3 separate regions of the Mus musculus genome follow, and all the other regions are linked to region 2. The links are chromatin loops, found by intact Hi-C in ENCODE. Cell type or tissue: heart. All regions are shown on one strand.

Region 1 (5,000 bases), 110 kb before region 2:
ATGCCTAAGATATTATTCTTGTAGCACCACTAGACTTGTTAGGTTTAGAACCATTTCTGCAACTAGCTGCTTATACCCTGCCATTTTCCTGCAGTTAAGTAAGAAATGTTCCAGGGCAACCAGGGATTAATGTTGTCTATAGATCCAGAGAGTTGGGTTCCCAAAGGGAAATACATTTTTTTAAGCAGATAATATATGCCATTGAACATTTGTTTGATTGTTTTTTGCCTTTCCCATGAATTTGTGCTCACTGGGCTTTTAGCTTCCTTGTACCTACTTTCTATACCACCTTGGCTGTTTCCAGATTTCTTCACCCCAGGAACCCAAAACCCAACTTGTTTCCCATCTGTACAACCTCTCTGATCTTCCATAGCTCTGAAACACAATGCAGGGCTTCTTCTCACTCACCTCTTTCCGGGTTTGTTCTGCAGCTGTGGAGTTTGAATGTTAGTGTTTAAACAAGCTGGTATTACACAGGAAACGGCCACCTCCACAGGCCCCTGCAGGCTTGTAACATGGGGTCATTGTACTTGATATTAATCACCAGTCAGCCTATTCCCCCAGTAAAAATATGAAGAAGTGTGTGAATGCTTAGTCTTCCTTGGTCTTTCTAGAAAGACAGACTGAGCCCTGGTCAGACCATTCCAACCTTTTGCCATTCCTTAATCCTGTCTGTTGGAGCTCTGGAAACAGTTCTACCTGACTTTCCCTGGCAGATAGCAGACCTTTCTCTCTTTCCGCATTTCAGACAAGGAGATGATGACTGTGGTATACCATGTCTCATATGTTCCACACCTCAGTCTTGCAGGGCACATAGCTGTATAGCATCACCTGTGAGAACTATAGAAACACAAAAAACTGTGGGCTCACTAGAGAACAAGCTTCTCAATTCCCTGGACTGAATAGCTTTCTAATGCTATTTGCAGAACTAACCCTAGCCTGAAGGGTTAATCTGATTCCCCAAGTCAATATCCTCCAAACAACCAGCCAAGAGTGTGTGTTGGTTCATTTCTGTGAAATGTGTTTCCCCAGTCACCTGGGCTGGCCTGGGCTGCATTGTATCGGCCAGCAGCTGCACTGCACTCAAACTGACAGCTACATTAAACCTTGGAATTCTGAGGCAATAAAAAGTAAATTAACTCTTCCCCCACCCCACCCCTTGCTGGTGGAGTAAGTGAATGCATGTCTGTAGTGAACCTTGGTACTGAGTGCATACCTCTAACTAGTCATTGCTGGTCTGTCTCAGGCTAGGATCTGGCATTCAGACTACAGCCAGAGCTCTGCTTTCCTAGTGTGTGGTGTGTTCTTCGAGGTTGGGCTAGTGGGTCACTTTGCAACTGCTGATCCCTGAACACTAATCACACCCCAGCTTCTGAGAGACTTCATTGTCGCCATTCTGGGAGCCATAAATGGGTTTATTGAATACAGTTTCATATTCTCAGGCTGATTTGTGTCTGCTTGGTGAAGAGTGTACCCTAACTTTAGTGAGATTTTGTAGGCTCTGGTACATTCTTCAAATACAAGTTGAACCAGAAGAAGCCAGAAGGATTTGTCTAAGCCAAGCATAGGACCATATACCTGTGATCCCAGCAGTCAGGATCACTGAGGCTTTGAAGCCAGTCAGGGCTACATGGTGAGTTCCAAGGCAGCCTGGACTACAGAGTGAGGCTCTTCATACCCTTCTACCCACCTATAACCTTCGGTCTCCTCAGCAAAAAGCTAGATAGGAATGGGTGGCAGAGGGGCTTGACTGAACCCCACATGTTCTCAAGTATCTTCAAGCTCTTCATAGCCACAAGGATTTTACTTTGTGCCCTTCCATCAACCTGGACTCCTAAGGCTTCAAGGGCTGCTATGAGGTGAAGGTTAAATGGCGCTTCTTATTAGGATAAGAAAGAAACATGGGGAAAAAATTCAAGACGTCCCCCTTCTGCTTAAACAGGAAACTGTTCACGCATGGAATTGACCTCTCAACCCTTACATCATCCTCTCGCAGATATTAGCTTTTCAGTTCAGGCCTCTCACCTGGGTTTTTGGAGAACATCTCTTTCTCCTCCTCCTCCTCCTCCTCCTCCTCCTCCTCCTCCTCCTCCTCCTCCTCCTCCTCCTCCTCCTCGTCATCATCGTCGTCGTCGTTAGTTTCTTGATTCTTATTTCCCATACCTTTGTCACAGGTTGGCCCATGGGTACCAACAAGATCAGGCTGACCTGATTGGAGTGACTTTTCATTGAAGCATTTTTTATATCTCCTTGATTCTGATCAGTCTAGCTTGACCCTTGGACTGCTTTTATTTATATTTCTGACTTGGGAACTCAGGGCACTTCCCATGTCTTTTGGCCCCAGCTGCTGTCTTACAAAATCAACAGGGTAAGAACTCTCATCTACCTTATCACTGCAGTGTGTCATAAGGTTTTGGCACAAGGTGAGTAGTAATGGGCAAAAGATAGAGGTGGGCAGGAGTCCCTAGTGATGAGCAGCAGTCTCTGGGAGGAGTCAGTTTGCTTTATCTGAGCCTTAGGGGACAGGAGAGCATGGTAATGAGAACCACATGGTACCACATATTTCTTCTTCTTGGATCCAAGATGGTAAGGGTGGGAGGATGAGAGGGATGTGGGGCCTCCCACTGAGGAAACTGTGGGTGATTTTCTGCCGCCTCTCTCTGGCTGGGGATACTACTGCCTACACCCTCATCCCTAACTATGTCCTCAAGCAGCCTTGACCTGTTTAGCACCAACCATGACCTCCAAGCCAAGAATTCAGATGGGAGACTTTTCACCTTCTTCCTTCTTACTGGCGTTTTTCCTGTTTATTTTCCAAATTGCTGCTCTGCAGCCAAGCAGTGCCTGTTGGCCAAAGCTCACCACGCTGTGGGATCAGACTCAGGCAGTGGGCTCAAGTGGCCAGCAGGGCACTGGGGGAGGAAGCAGGGAACTGGAAGAGCCTCCCTGTGTGTCTCCCATGGGCAGCACTAACCTCAGAGGCAGCCCTGAGCAGCCCTATCACATCCGGTGCTTGTCTCTGCAGCCGGACCGGAGGATAAACTATCAGAGCTGTGGGGCAGTGCATCATTCCTCTTATTATTTTCTTCTCTGCAGATGGGGTCGTGGAAAGTTCAGTTCCTTTTAACCCTCAAAGTTCTGTTTATTCTACAGCTGGTAGCCTGAGTGCCGCGTTTCCCATTACATCACAGAGGAGCCCAGGCAGATTTCTGCACAGAAAAACGTGTTGCAACTGTTTATTTTTTTCCATATTTAAACATTTCTGACAGCCAAACTCAGCTGAGCCAAAAGATGGAGCTTTGTGAATGAGTCTGGTTGTTGGTGTCCATGCAGAGGGCTTTAGAAAACCTGCATCCCCCTGGTGATTCTTCCCAAACGTGTTCTTCTTGCTAGGCAAAGCCTGGGAAGTGACTTGGTTCTGCAGTACACGTGTGTTGATTATGTGCCGTTGTATGATTAATGGGACCATGTTCCGCCTGGTTCCCAGGACGCTCTTGAAAACAAGATGTTTCATTTCATTGCCTTTTCCTAGTGTAGTGATCTCAGTAAATAAACCACCTCAGCCTCCTTCCACCTGGAGCTGGTGAGGGAGGGAGTCCCCATGGCTCTCAGTGGCAATTCCTGGAATGCCCTCTTTCCTGTCATCTTGGAATGGGAGTTGGGGGTTTAATGGCATAGGTCTCAGCCTACCCTGTAGGCTCATGGACAGTACCCCTGGGAGATTTCAGGGGACCCTTAGAACTTATTGGCATAGAGTTTCTTCGTACTCAGTCTTTCCTGTGGAGTTTTCTTGTTGTTTTGTTTTCTATTTGTTTTTTATAGTATTTCTAACATCTTAGCATCTAGAGGGTAGATGCTATTCCATCTCCTGGGTTAGAAGCTTTTCTGGAGGAGAAAATCAAGTCTGTAAACTTGGCAACCATTGGATACAATTACAATTGAGGTTCACTTAGGCAGGCAAAGTTTAGGTGATGTTTAGCACCCACCAAACAGTCTGAGCCACAATAGGTGATGGTATGAACTAAATGAACCTTCTTTCTATAATTCTACCTTGGAGTTTTAAGTAGAGAGAGAGATTTTGTAGTTTTAGTTTTCTTCTCAGGTTTATCCAGAACCCGATGATGTGGGACTGGCTGACCAAGCATCCTGGTCTGTGTTGGACTAGGGGACTTAAGAGATGTGAAAATTTTAGTGCTAAAACTTGGACAGTCCCAGGATGGTTAGTCATCCTGTGTCTAATGTACAAGTGAGAGAAGGAAGAAGGCGTGGGACAGCCAAGATAGCATTGAAATGAGCAAGAAGCTTTCCCTTCCAGAGCAGACTTTGGCAAGACAGGAAGGGGGATTTTCTTGGACATGTATTCATTTTACTGCTTACATATAGAGAATTACTTTATAAAGTATTTCTAAGAGGGAAGCCTACGTGACTACACAGTGTGACTACTCCCTGTGTGCCTGTGGCTGAAGGAGAGAGGCTAGTGCCCAGTTTCTGTCTGTGTGGTATATACTTGACTATGCAAGAGCAGGGACTTCTGAGAGCTGCCGTAGGCACTGGGTATCTAGACTGTTTAAAGTGTCTCATCATACTGTCTGGAAAGGTGACAGAACCAGCATTAGGCAACTGGTTCTCCAAATTCTTTTTCTTTCTCTCTGGTTAGGATTAAAAGTCCCCCGATCAATTTCACCTTTACATAGAGAGTACACACACATAGATGGTAGCTATGGGCACAACTTAATATTACATTTTTGATAATATTTCTTGGGAGCTGCCAGCCAGCCTTACAGCTTTTGTTGCAAGTCCCTTTCCATTCCCAGAGCAGGAAGAACACTTTCACCGACCTCTTTAGAACCGTTCTTCTTTTCTTGTCTTGTTTCTCACAGGGTTGCTGTGGATGTCTGGTCAACACTAGCTGATTTCTGTAACATACTGACTGCAGTCAATCAGTCTGAGGTGCCACTGTACAAGGACCCAGATGATGACCTCACCCTGCTTATCCTGGA
Region 2 (5,000 bases):
TAACACACACATCCCACCTTTAGAAGGAGAGACTTTGTTAGAATGAGGGTGAGGGCAGTTAATAGGAATCTAGGGCCAGGGGTATAGTTAGGAGTCTGCTTCCTATTAGTTCTGAGTCTTTGGAAGACAGGTCTGCAGTTTGAGTACTCTCAGGCACCAGGCACAAGAGTCCCGTGTGAGGAGTTCATAGCCCCAGCACAGCTCCTACCTAGCTTGACCCTCTAAGCATCAGGGGAATGGTGCTCTGAGCCTGGAAAGAACTTGCCCCTCCACAACCACATTCTCCCCAAGACAGGAGATTGTATTTGACACTTCTATCCTCAGCTGAGCCCATCTGATTTCTGTGCCAACAGAGGAGCCAATCCGCCTGTTACGGGAGGTGGTGTTGCTGACCGATGATCGGAACCTTCGTGTAAAGGCGCTGACAAGGAATGTGCCTGTGAGGGACATCCCAGCCTTCCTTACGTGGGCCCAGGTGGGCTGAGGGGACCACACTGGGGCCCACCCCCATGGAGCCATTCCTGAGAGGCCGCCAGGCGCCCAGTGTAACACGGAAGATGTCCACGTGCCTGAGCTACCAATCCACCCAGACAATAAACCATCCTCTTCCAACCTCACGCCGTGGCCGTGCTGTGGGGGAGCCGCTCCTCACAGAGCCCTCCCAAGGGTCAGGCGGAAACTGCTGGGACCCTCCTGGGCTGCCAAGATTTAGCAGGGAGGTGACTGGCTACAGTGACAACAGGTGGACAAGCCGAGTAGGCCACCAAGCTCCCACCCTTTTTCCCTCTATCTGGTCCCAGGGCTGGAGGGAGGCCTACTCACCCCGAGGACCCAGCCACTCTGTAGTGGTAAGGGGCAGAGATTCTAAAGTTTCCATTAGATGCAAGGAAACTGATCAACCCCTCAGTCTGCACAGTCTCTGTCCTGAATGTCTGAGAGGCTTCAGCTGTCAGGAAGGGTGCCCAGGTGTCTCCATCTCCCTGAGGCCCAGATGCCCTGTGGACCCACGCTGACTTCTGTCTGTAACAGCAACAGCAGCCCTCGCCCTTCAACACACACGCACGCACTCACACAGCACATGTGCACATGTTTCTCTTCCTGTCCACATCTTGCACTTTGCCCTTGTTTTCCTTTTGGGCAGTCATGGGCCTAAGGGAAGGGCCATCTGGTCTTGGGCCCGTGCGTCCTGAGTGGCCCTCCACCAGCACATGCTCCCATCCTTGGCCTTCCTTTCACTGCAGTACCCTCTTGGGGAAATTTCCTCAGACTCTTCTTTGCTGCCTTCCTTTTCTAGTTGGCCCCTTTCATCACCCCAAACCCCCTAAACTTCCTCCCCTCAGTTCCTTGTGGGACTTCTCGTTCTGAATCTTACCCCTACCACCTGTGACAGGAACCAAATAAAGCCTTCCCAGCTGTCCTTCCTTCCCAACCCGTCACACCTCTGAGAAGTCTCCTAGCTGGGAGAGCTGAACCCCAAGGTAGAGGTGCCAGGGTGTTGAGCCCGTTTCTGGCTTTGTCATTGTACTTCTTTACCCAGAAGAGGGGACATGGGGCCCTTTAGCCTTTGAGGGTTTTGGTTCTTTTAGGTTTTTTGTTTTTGTTTTTTGCTGCCTCTGTTTACAACCTCACTTGGAGGCTCCCGACCAGGAATGAATTCCTTCAGTCTAGCAAAGAGGTAGAGGAGGATTGAGAAGGCTGTCTCAGGCTAAGCAGGGGATCACACAACCCACCTCAGGAGGAGCAGTGCTTCACCAAGGGTGCTCTGCCCTTCTCAGGCCCAGGACAGTGCCCAGGACTCAGCTCAGAAGCTCTCTTGATTGTAAGGCGCAGGCAGGCTACTTCCTTTGAGGTCCCCTCCTCTGGCTGTGAGGGTCATTGGCTGGGGGTTGGGGGATTGGGAATGGAAGAATACCTTTCTTCTTTCTGTCCCACTTGGAACCCTGGTTTTGTTTCCTTAATAAATTTTTAGTTATGAAATATAATTGACCTCTGCTGGTCTATTTTTTGGGACTGGGGAGGGGCGGCTGGTTTGGGCCTGTACACCTATGTTGGGGCCTTGCCACCCACCGTGGTGCAGGGGCAGAAGAGAGCCACAGGATTATAGGGACCTTGGTTACTGCTTTATTGCTGTTTGGTTGAGTATAGAAAATGGAAGCGGCTCTGGAAGAGCCTGTGTACAGAGTAGAGAATATACAAAGGGACAGAACGGGAACCAAGGAAGGAGACCTCTCTCCAGCCCAGCTAAAGTTGGGCTCAGGATAGGGGTCACCTAGGGCGCATGCAATAAATATATGGTCCGGGGACCCCAGGAAGAGGAGGGGACACCTCGGAAGCAGAGACAGATGGGTCAGGGTTGTCATCCCTGGCGCCAGAGCTGCCCACCCTGGTGGTGAGGAAAGGAAGGGTTGGCCCTGGGGCTAGTGCCACTTGTGCAAAATGAGGAACTTCACATTATCAGTCCCGGGCTGGGCAGGAGCAGGGGACGGGGAGGCCCTCCGGCCGGCTCAGTCCCCTCCCCTCTCTCCAACTGTGCCCAATGCTCCGACCCCAGCAGGGAGATTCACAGTGAGAATGGGTGTGGTCGCAAGGGCCGGAGGTAGGGCTGGGAGCGTCCGTCCGAATAATGGCATCCTTCCCCCAAGAGCAGCACGGAGCCGGGGGAGAGGGCCAATGAGCCACAGGGAGAGGCAGGGTTCTCCTTTGGTCAAAGCTGATATCAAAAATATAAATCTCCCTTCCCCTATCCCACCCCCGACCCGGGGTTTTCCCCCACTGACTTCCCCAGGCTAAGGCACTAAACAGTGAGGCCAGGTGAGGTGTAGAAAGGTGGGGCCACCACTGCGGCGCTGCCGCTGCTACCAGTTATCCCCGGGCTGTCAGGCAGCGCCGGGCGCACCTAGGAGGGACGGCGCTCTAGGTGGGAGAGAAACGGTCGATGGTTCGGCTGTCCGGTCCTGCGGCCAAGTGCGCACCCTGGCTCAGCACCTCTGCCGCCTTGTCTGGGCTGAGTCCTAGCTCAGCAGTGAATTTAGCCAGCGGGTAGAGGCTCTCCAGCGCCACCTTGGGGTCGTGCAGGAAGTGCGTGGTCTGCGCCAGCAGCTCGGCAGCAGCTGCCTTGTCCTGCTGCTTCAGACTCAGCTGTTCAGCTGTGAGGCGGGCCACAGCAAAGACACCCTCAGGGAAGTCGAGCTTGCCCTTGCCGTCAGGGCCAGGGACGCCAGGTAGTCCCCCCAGGCCAGCCAGCGCCCCGGCCGCGCCGGCCGCGCCACCTACAGCGTGCATCTTCATATGGCTGATGAGGTTGCGCTGTTGAGCAAACTTGCCACCGCACACCTGGCACTCGTAGGGCTTCTCTCCAGAGTGGATGCGCATGTGCTCCGTGAGGCGATACTGGCGGGTGAAGCGCATGCCGCACGCGTCGCACGCAAAGGGCTTCAGGCCCAAGTGGCTGCGCATATGGCGTGTCATGGTTCCGCGTTGCGTGAACTTCTTTCCGCAGATGGTACACGGATAGGGCCTTGTCAGCCAGTGTGTCTTCTCGTGCTGCCTCAGCGTGGCCGGGTCCTTGTAGCTCTTGTCGCAGGACGCGCAGCGGTATGGCCGCAGCAGCTCTCCTAGTCCGCCCGGCGCCCCAGTGACCTTGTCCCCACCGCCACCAAAGGGGGGCCCAAGGCCGGCGGCCCCAGCAGCCACCTCAGCAGCCTCTGCCCTGCCATATAACGCCTCTTCTTCCTCTACGTGAGCCTCCACGTGTGCATTCAGCTGTTCCGAGCTGGGGAAGCCTTTGCCACATGGGATGCACACGTACAGGTTGTCACCAAAGCTCTCAGGCTCACCATAAGCCAAGTGCGGGCATGGGTAGCCCTCCAGGTGGCCGCCGGGTGGGCTGGGGTCTTCGCTGCTACCGGTCTCCTCGCTGCTGCTCTTATAGTCGTCGCCGTCTGCTCCTGTGCCTGGCCCGTCCAGGCTCCCGGGGTAGCGTGGCGGGGGTACCAGGCCCAGCGGGGGGCCCCCGGGTGAGGCGGCAGGATCCCCACCGCGCTCCTCCAGGCGCTCACCCGGGGAGCCTCGATCCCGGACCAGTTCATCGCCATAACTACCCAGGCCTGGCTCGTGCTTCATCCAGCGGTAGAGGAGGCTGGAGCCGTCGGGGCGGCCGGGGGGCTCGGGTCCCGGACTGCCACCGCTTCCTCGAAACGGGTCTGGAGTCGGTACGGCCTCCTCCAGCTTTTGGAAGGGCAAAGGCGGCAGCGGGGGCAGGGCGAGTGATGGCTCCTTGTAGACTGCGGGCCCCGCACCGGGAGGGCTATCCGGGCGTGGAGGCAGTTCGCGCTCACTAAGCGGTCGCTCGGGGACCGAGGAACCTGGCGGGCTCTTCTTGGACAGATCCAGGCCGCAAAGCGGGGAGCAGCGACGCTCCGGGGCGCAGAGTGAGGCTGCTGGGCCCGGGCCTGAAGCATATAGCTCAGCGCAGTGGGTGTTGACGGCTGCATCGGGGCCCGACGGCGGCTCGGCGGCAGGCGGCGGCGGTGGCCCGGCCGGGGACGAGTAGCAAGCCTGGATGACGGGCGTGGCAGCCCTCAAGCCCCGGCCGGGCCGCCCGTAAGGAGCGTAGCCGCCGCCGCCGCTGCCTCCTCCCCGCAGGTGGCAGTACTTGCCGTGGCGTTTGAGGCGCTTCTTGCACAGAGCCACGAGGTCAGGGATCTGCAGGTAGCTGGCAGCAGCCAGCACAGCGCCCAGGCTCGGCTCCGCGCCCGGGGCCACCGCTGCTGCTGCTGCGGCCTCAACACTGTCAGTCAGGCGGCCGGTGTAGATGAAGTCCAGCACCAGGCGGAACACGGCCGGGCTCACCATGTCATGGTCCAGGTTTAGCAGGTTGTCATGCACCACCAGGGACTTGAGGTAGGCGCTGCTGGCCGCCAGCACGTTCTTGTGCGCGCGGAAGAGGGCATTCTGCACCACGATGATCACGTCGCACAAGAAGCCCTTGGTGCGCTGAT
Region 3 (5,000 bases), 65 kb before region 2:
AAGAGATCATATCTCCAACAACAAGGTGGAGGGACTGGAAAGATGCCTTAGCAGCTGAGTACAGGCCTCCAGAAATCCCAGGTTCAGTTGACAGCACTGAAATGGTGAGTCACAACACCAGTAAGTCTAGTCTCAGTGGATGCAACACCCTCTTCTGGCCTCTGCAGGCACCAGATGTGTAACAGGCAAAACATTCCTATGCAGGGCTGGAGAGCTGGCTCAGTGGTTAAGAGCACTGACTTGTCTTCCAGAGGTCCTCAGTTTGATTCCCAGCAACCACATGGTGGCTCACGACCATCTGTAGTGGGATCCAATGCCCTCTTCTGGTGTGTCTGAAGACAGCTGCAGTATACTCACATAAATAATACATCTGTCTTTAAAAACTGACCTCCTCATTTACTTCACGGTACGTGTACCCATATATATGAAATGTGTATACACACACATGCACGCTTTAAAAAAAAAAAAAAGACATCTTGGTGGGCACCTGTAGTCCCAACTTCCTGGGAATGGTAAAAATAACATTTTGGCCTAGGAATTTTTGATTGGCTTGGGCAGTATAAGGAAACAGTGTCTATGAGTAAGGGAAGGAAGGTACTGAGAAAAAAGGGTTGGTAGGTTGTATGTACGCGTATCAGAAATTTCTTAGCTTTTTTTAGTGACCATGCCCAGTTAGAGCTTGCTACCTACAAATGCATGAAATCCCATGTTCCTTGTACTTTAAAAGGGTAGGAGTGATGGCTCGTGGTTACAATTACAGCACTGGAGAGCCAGAGACAAGAGGTTTCCTGCTCAACCAGTCCATTCTACATATAGAGCTGCAGACCAATGAGAGAACTTGTTTCAAAGAAATTGGGAAGTGTTCCTCAAATAGAGAATATTGGTCCAATGTTAGATTACTGATCTAACATACAAGTTCCTAGATTTGATTCCCAGTACTGCCAAAAACAAAACAAAATAATACAAATTCATTCATTAATTGTGTTTATTATCAGTCCATCTGTTTGAGTATGTTAGAAATTTTCTGTGAGAAGACAATTTTGTTTTGTTGGTGAGAGGGATTGTTTGTTTGGCTGGCTTTTGGAATGATTGGTTGGTTGGTTGGTTGGTTGGTTGGTTGGTTGGTTGATTGGTTAATTTGGTTTGGTTTGCTTGTTTTTCAAGCTAAGGTTTCTGTGTATAGCCCTGGCTGTCCTGGGACTTGCCCTGTAGACTAAGCTGGTCTCGAATTCACAGAGATCTACCTGCTAAGACCTGGAATTAAATGCATGGGCCACCACTGCCCTCCTAAGAAGACAATTTTAATTAAAACAAGGCCAATGAAATATAGTCATTGCAAATATGTTTAAATTTATATTGTATAGAAAAAAAACAGTTACCCTGATAAGCCTAAGCCTATAATTTTATGGTTTATCTCTGCCCTACACTTTCTGACCTTTTTATTTTTTGGTTGGTTGGTTGTGGTAGTTGTTTGGGGTTTGATTTTTGTGTGTGTGTGTGTGTGTGTGTGTGTGTGTGTTTGTTTGGCTTTGTTTTTGTTTTTAAGATAGAGCCTCCAGAAACCCTGGCTGGCCTCTAACTTGTTATGTCACTGAAGATGAGTAAACTCTGAACCCCTCACCTCCACCTTCCAAGTTACAGGTTCCATGGTTATAGGCTCGAGCCACAATGGCTGGCTTGATTTTTTGTTTTTTAATTCATTTAAATCTTTTTTGGTTTGTTTTAAAATTTTACTGTTTTAATTTTATATGTATAAATATTTTGGCTACATGTATGTCTGTATACCACATGTATGCTGGTACCAGAGAAGTCAGAAGAGGGCTTTAGAGCCCCTAGTACTGGAGGTATAGATGTTTGTGATCAACCATGTGGGAGCTGAGAATCAAACCTGGGTTCTCTGGAAGGGCAGCCAGAGCTCTTAACCACTGAGCTGTTTCTCCAGCGCTGTGCCCTTTAATCACTTTGCTGTTAGGTTAAGATATTATCAAGGATAATTACAGTTTCATATGGGACAAAAAGAAGCCTTACCAGATCTGAAGTCATAAGGAAGCACGTTTGTCTGCTAAAACTTGTAGTTTTAACTGAGAATGCCAGGGCTGGTGAGATGACTCAGTGGGTAAGAGCACTAACTTGTTCTTCTAAAGGTCCTGAGTTCAAATCCCAGCAACCACATGGTGGCTCACAACCACCTGTAATGAGAGCTGATGCCCTCTTCTGGTGTGTCTGAAGATAGCTACAGTGTACTTATTTTTAAAAAAACAAAAACAAAAAAAAAACAACTGAGGATGCCAGTTCAGTGGTAAAGTGCTTTGCTTGCCTAGCACATGCAATGTGTTCCATCCCTAGCACCTCCAAAACTAAAGGAAGTAAAAGTTTTACTATATACATTCATATCTGTTTCATTTGGAATTGTTTTGTAAATTAGATGTTCCTACATGTGGGTTAGTTTCTTAGTTTTCAGTTGTATTTCACTGATAAGTGCCACCATCCTAGTTCTGAAGTCTTTCAAACAAGTAAGGCAGTCAAGCAAAGTGGTGTAATGTGTGTACCTACAACCCCAGCAGTCAGAAGCCTGGGGCAAGAAGATTGTGAGTCCAATGGCTTCCTAAGAAGGTTCAGGCTGGGCTACATAGTAAGTCTAATACAACACAAAGTCTAGTAGGACAAATGTCCTCTTCTTTTCTTGATGTTTTATAGAAGTTGCTCATGGCTTTTTCTAGCCTCTTTTCATATAAAATTACTTTTTAAAGCCAACAGTAGTGGCATACACCTTTAACTTCAGCATTAGGAGGCAAAAGCAGGCAGATCTCTAGGTTTTAGGCCAACCTGGTCTACAGGATGAGTTTTAGGGCAGGTAGGGTATACACAGAGAAACCCTGTCTTGGAAAAAAAAAAAGTGGCCATACATATACATATGAGGGTTTATCTCTGAGACCCCTGCTTCACTGCTTATATGTCATCGGGTAGTGTATATAGTAGTTTATTGTAGCTAGTCCATTTCAAAATTAGGAAGCTTCAGCCTCCAGCTTGTGTTATTTTTCAAGATTATTTGGGGTCCCTTGAGATCACACATGAACTTTAGAAAATACTGTTTTTCTTTGGTAAACACTGACATTGTAGCCAGGCCTGGTGGGACTTACCTTTAGTCATACTTAGCATGTAGAAGGTTGAGGCAGAGGGATTGCCAAGGATTCACAACCAGCTTGATCTGCATATCAGCACAGTGATAACTTTAAGGCAGTGCTAATTAGTGAGATCCTCTCTGTCAAGGGTTGGAGTGGCATTCATTGTGGTTTGAGTAAGGCTAAATTAAAAATATAGATTACATTGGATAGATTTGTCATCTTAACAGTATTAAGTCTTCCAGTCTGTTTCAAGCCTCTGTCTCAAAAAAAAAAAAAGCAATAAAAATTGCAACAACAAAAAGAAAAGGCTAGGTATGCAGCTCAGCAGCAGAGCATTTGCCTTGCATGCAAGGCCCTGGGCTCAGTTCAGTCCCTGGTATCACACACACACAAAAGGCTTGAACAGTAGCTTGAAAGAGCTGTCCCTTTCCAGGTCTTACAGCAGTGTCCCAACCACACCTCTCCCAAGCAAGTCCCACTCCTAGGGGAGAACTATCCATGTTCTCAAGAGAGTAAACAGGAAAACTAACCAGTGCCCAAAGGCTATCAAACACAGCAGGAAGAAGGTGCTTTCAAAAGGCCTTGGATAGCCAGAAGCAGTGGGTTTGTTGTGTGTTCCACCTATGCTTTCTTCTAACTGCTGCAAAGAAGTCCTCCTTCCAGTTTAGACAGTAGTGGGACTCCTGTGTTCTGTCTCCCATAACCACATGCATCTGCTTCTCCTGTAAAGAAACTGAATGTTATCCAGCTTGGTGGCTCAAATCTTTAATGCCAGCTTTCAGAAGACAGGTAGATGGATCTCTGAGTTAGAGGCCAGTCTGGTCTACATAACAAGTTCCAAGACAGCCAGGGCTACACAGAGAAACCCTGTCTCCATACAAACAAACAAACCAAAATCCAGAACAAATAAAACAAAGAAAATGAATGTCCTATGTATTTCCAGCCTGACAGCTAGCCAGGTCCCTAAAAGATGACTTCACCTTGCCACCCTAGCATCTGTAAACCCACCTTCTCTCTCCATATGCAGAGATAGCTTTTTTTATTATAGCATTTAGCTTTTCCCACACTGAAGTTCATCTGTCGCCACGTTACCAAAATGCCTATGCTACCACTTGGGTGTTCTGGTGTGAGACCTTACAAGTGTCCCAACCACTCCACCCCAGCTACTCAGCTCTCCCCTCCCGGGCGATTGTGTTGGAATAATACTCCTCTTGGGTTTTAGCATGTGTAGTCTGCTATGGGTGGAGCCTTGAGCTGTTCACAGGAGTGCTAGTAATGTCTGGCCTTCAGGGCTGCCAAAGGCAAGAGGATGGCCTCTTCTTGGTTTAAAGCACATATTTGGATTGTTTGGGGGTAGACTTAGATGGAGGGTGGAGTGAGTAAATACCACTCTCTTCCTACTGTGTTCTCAGGAAATGATTATAAAGCAACTATAAGTGTGAATAAAGTTAAAAAATGGATTGGCACACCCACCTCAACAAAATAAAACAACAGATAGACTCCATCCAAGACCTACACCCTTATTTTTCTGCTGGCTTAACTTTGGTACTGTTTCAGAGCAGAGAACGGTTGTTAAAACTATTGCTATGCTCCTCTGTGGAGGAGCGCTGAGAGCAGTACTCAGCTGAGTAAGAGGGGAACTTCTCCCTCTAGACAAATGCTGGGCTGTTTCCCTGTCTGCTCCACTTCCAAGAAGACTATGAGCAGAATTAGAGGTAGGAGGAAGAGCCAGTGCCAAAATGCAGTCCCTCAGTTGGGGAGTAAGTATGTTTCAGACCAGTAGTCACTTGTCAATCAACTCATGTCCGATCCTTTCAGCTGCCTCCTTTACTCTCACAGCTTTCTAAGTGGTACTTCCCTGAGTTCTTGAGGATG

Evidence for each region. Peaks named below come from ENCODE experiments on the same cell type or tissue, not always from the same donor. Only the 100,000 strongest peaks of a DNase experiment are listed, where the experiment ranks them.
Region 1: it touches region 2 in a loop (5-fold over the local background); 8 of 42 quality-filtered maps call a loop at or near these places.
Region 3: it touches region 2 in a loop (2.4-fold over the local background); 2 of 42 quality-filtered maps call a loop at or near these places.

The regions. Positions count from the first base shown.
Region 1 is chr11:75,048,882-75,053,881 of GRCm38, forward strand. Smg6 (Smg-6 homolog, nonsense mediated mRNA decay factor (C. elegans)) reads left to right here. Exons shown (of 19, transcript NM_001002764.2): 13 at 4,881-5,000. Among named protein-coding and RNA genes, the nearest start is that of Gm51907, 80 kb to the right of the region's middle. In heart, a CTCF peak has its summit at 2,904; DNase peaks (open chromatin) are centred at 2,990 and 3,500; H3K27ac peaks cover 4,271 bases.
Region 2 is chr11:75,162,467-75,167,466 of GRCm38, forward strand. Smg6 (Smg-6 homolog, nonsense mediated mRNA decay factor (C. elegans)) reads left to right here. Exons shown (of 19, transcript NM_001002764.2): 19 at 354-1,982. The coding sequence ends at 484. It overlaps Hic1 (hypermethylated in cancer 1), which reads right to left. Exons shown (of 2, transcript NM_010430.2): 2 at 2,099-5,000. The coding sequence ends at 2,914. Among named protein-coding and RNA genes, the nearest start is that of Hic1, 5.3 kb to the right of the region's middle. In heart, CTCF peaks have their summits at 2,364, 3,065 (motif pointing left) and 4,668 (motif pointing right); DNase peaks (open chromatin) are centred at 1,115, 3,085, 4,215, 4,935 and 6 weaker places; H3K4me3 peaks cover 2,499 bases; H3K27ac peaks cover 2,068 bases; H3K27me3 peaks cover 4,353 bases.
Region 3 is chr11:75,097,797-75,102,796 of GRCm38, forward strand. All of the region lies in intron 13 of Smg6 (Smg-6 homolog, nonsense mediated mRNA decay factor (C. elegans)), which reads left to right. Among named protein-coding and RNA genes, the nearest start is that of Gm51907, 31 kb to the right of the region's middle. In heart, a CTCF peak has its summit at 2,213 (motif pointing left); no DNase peak of the experiment used is centred here.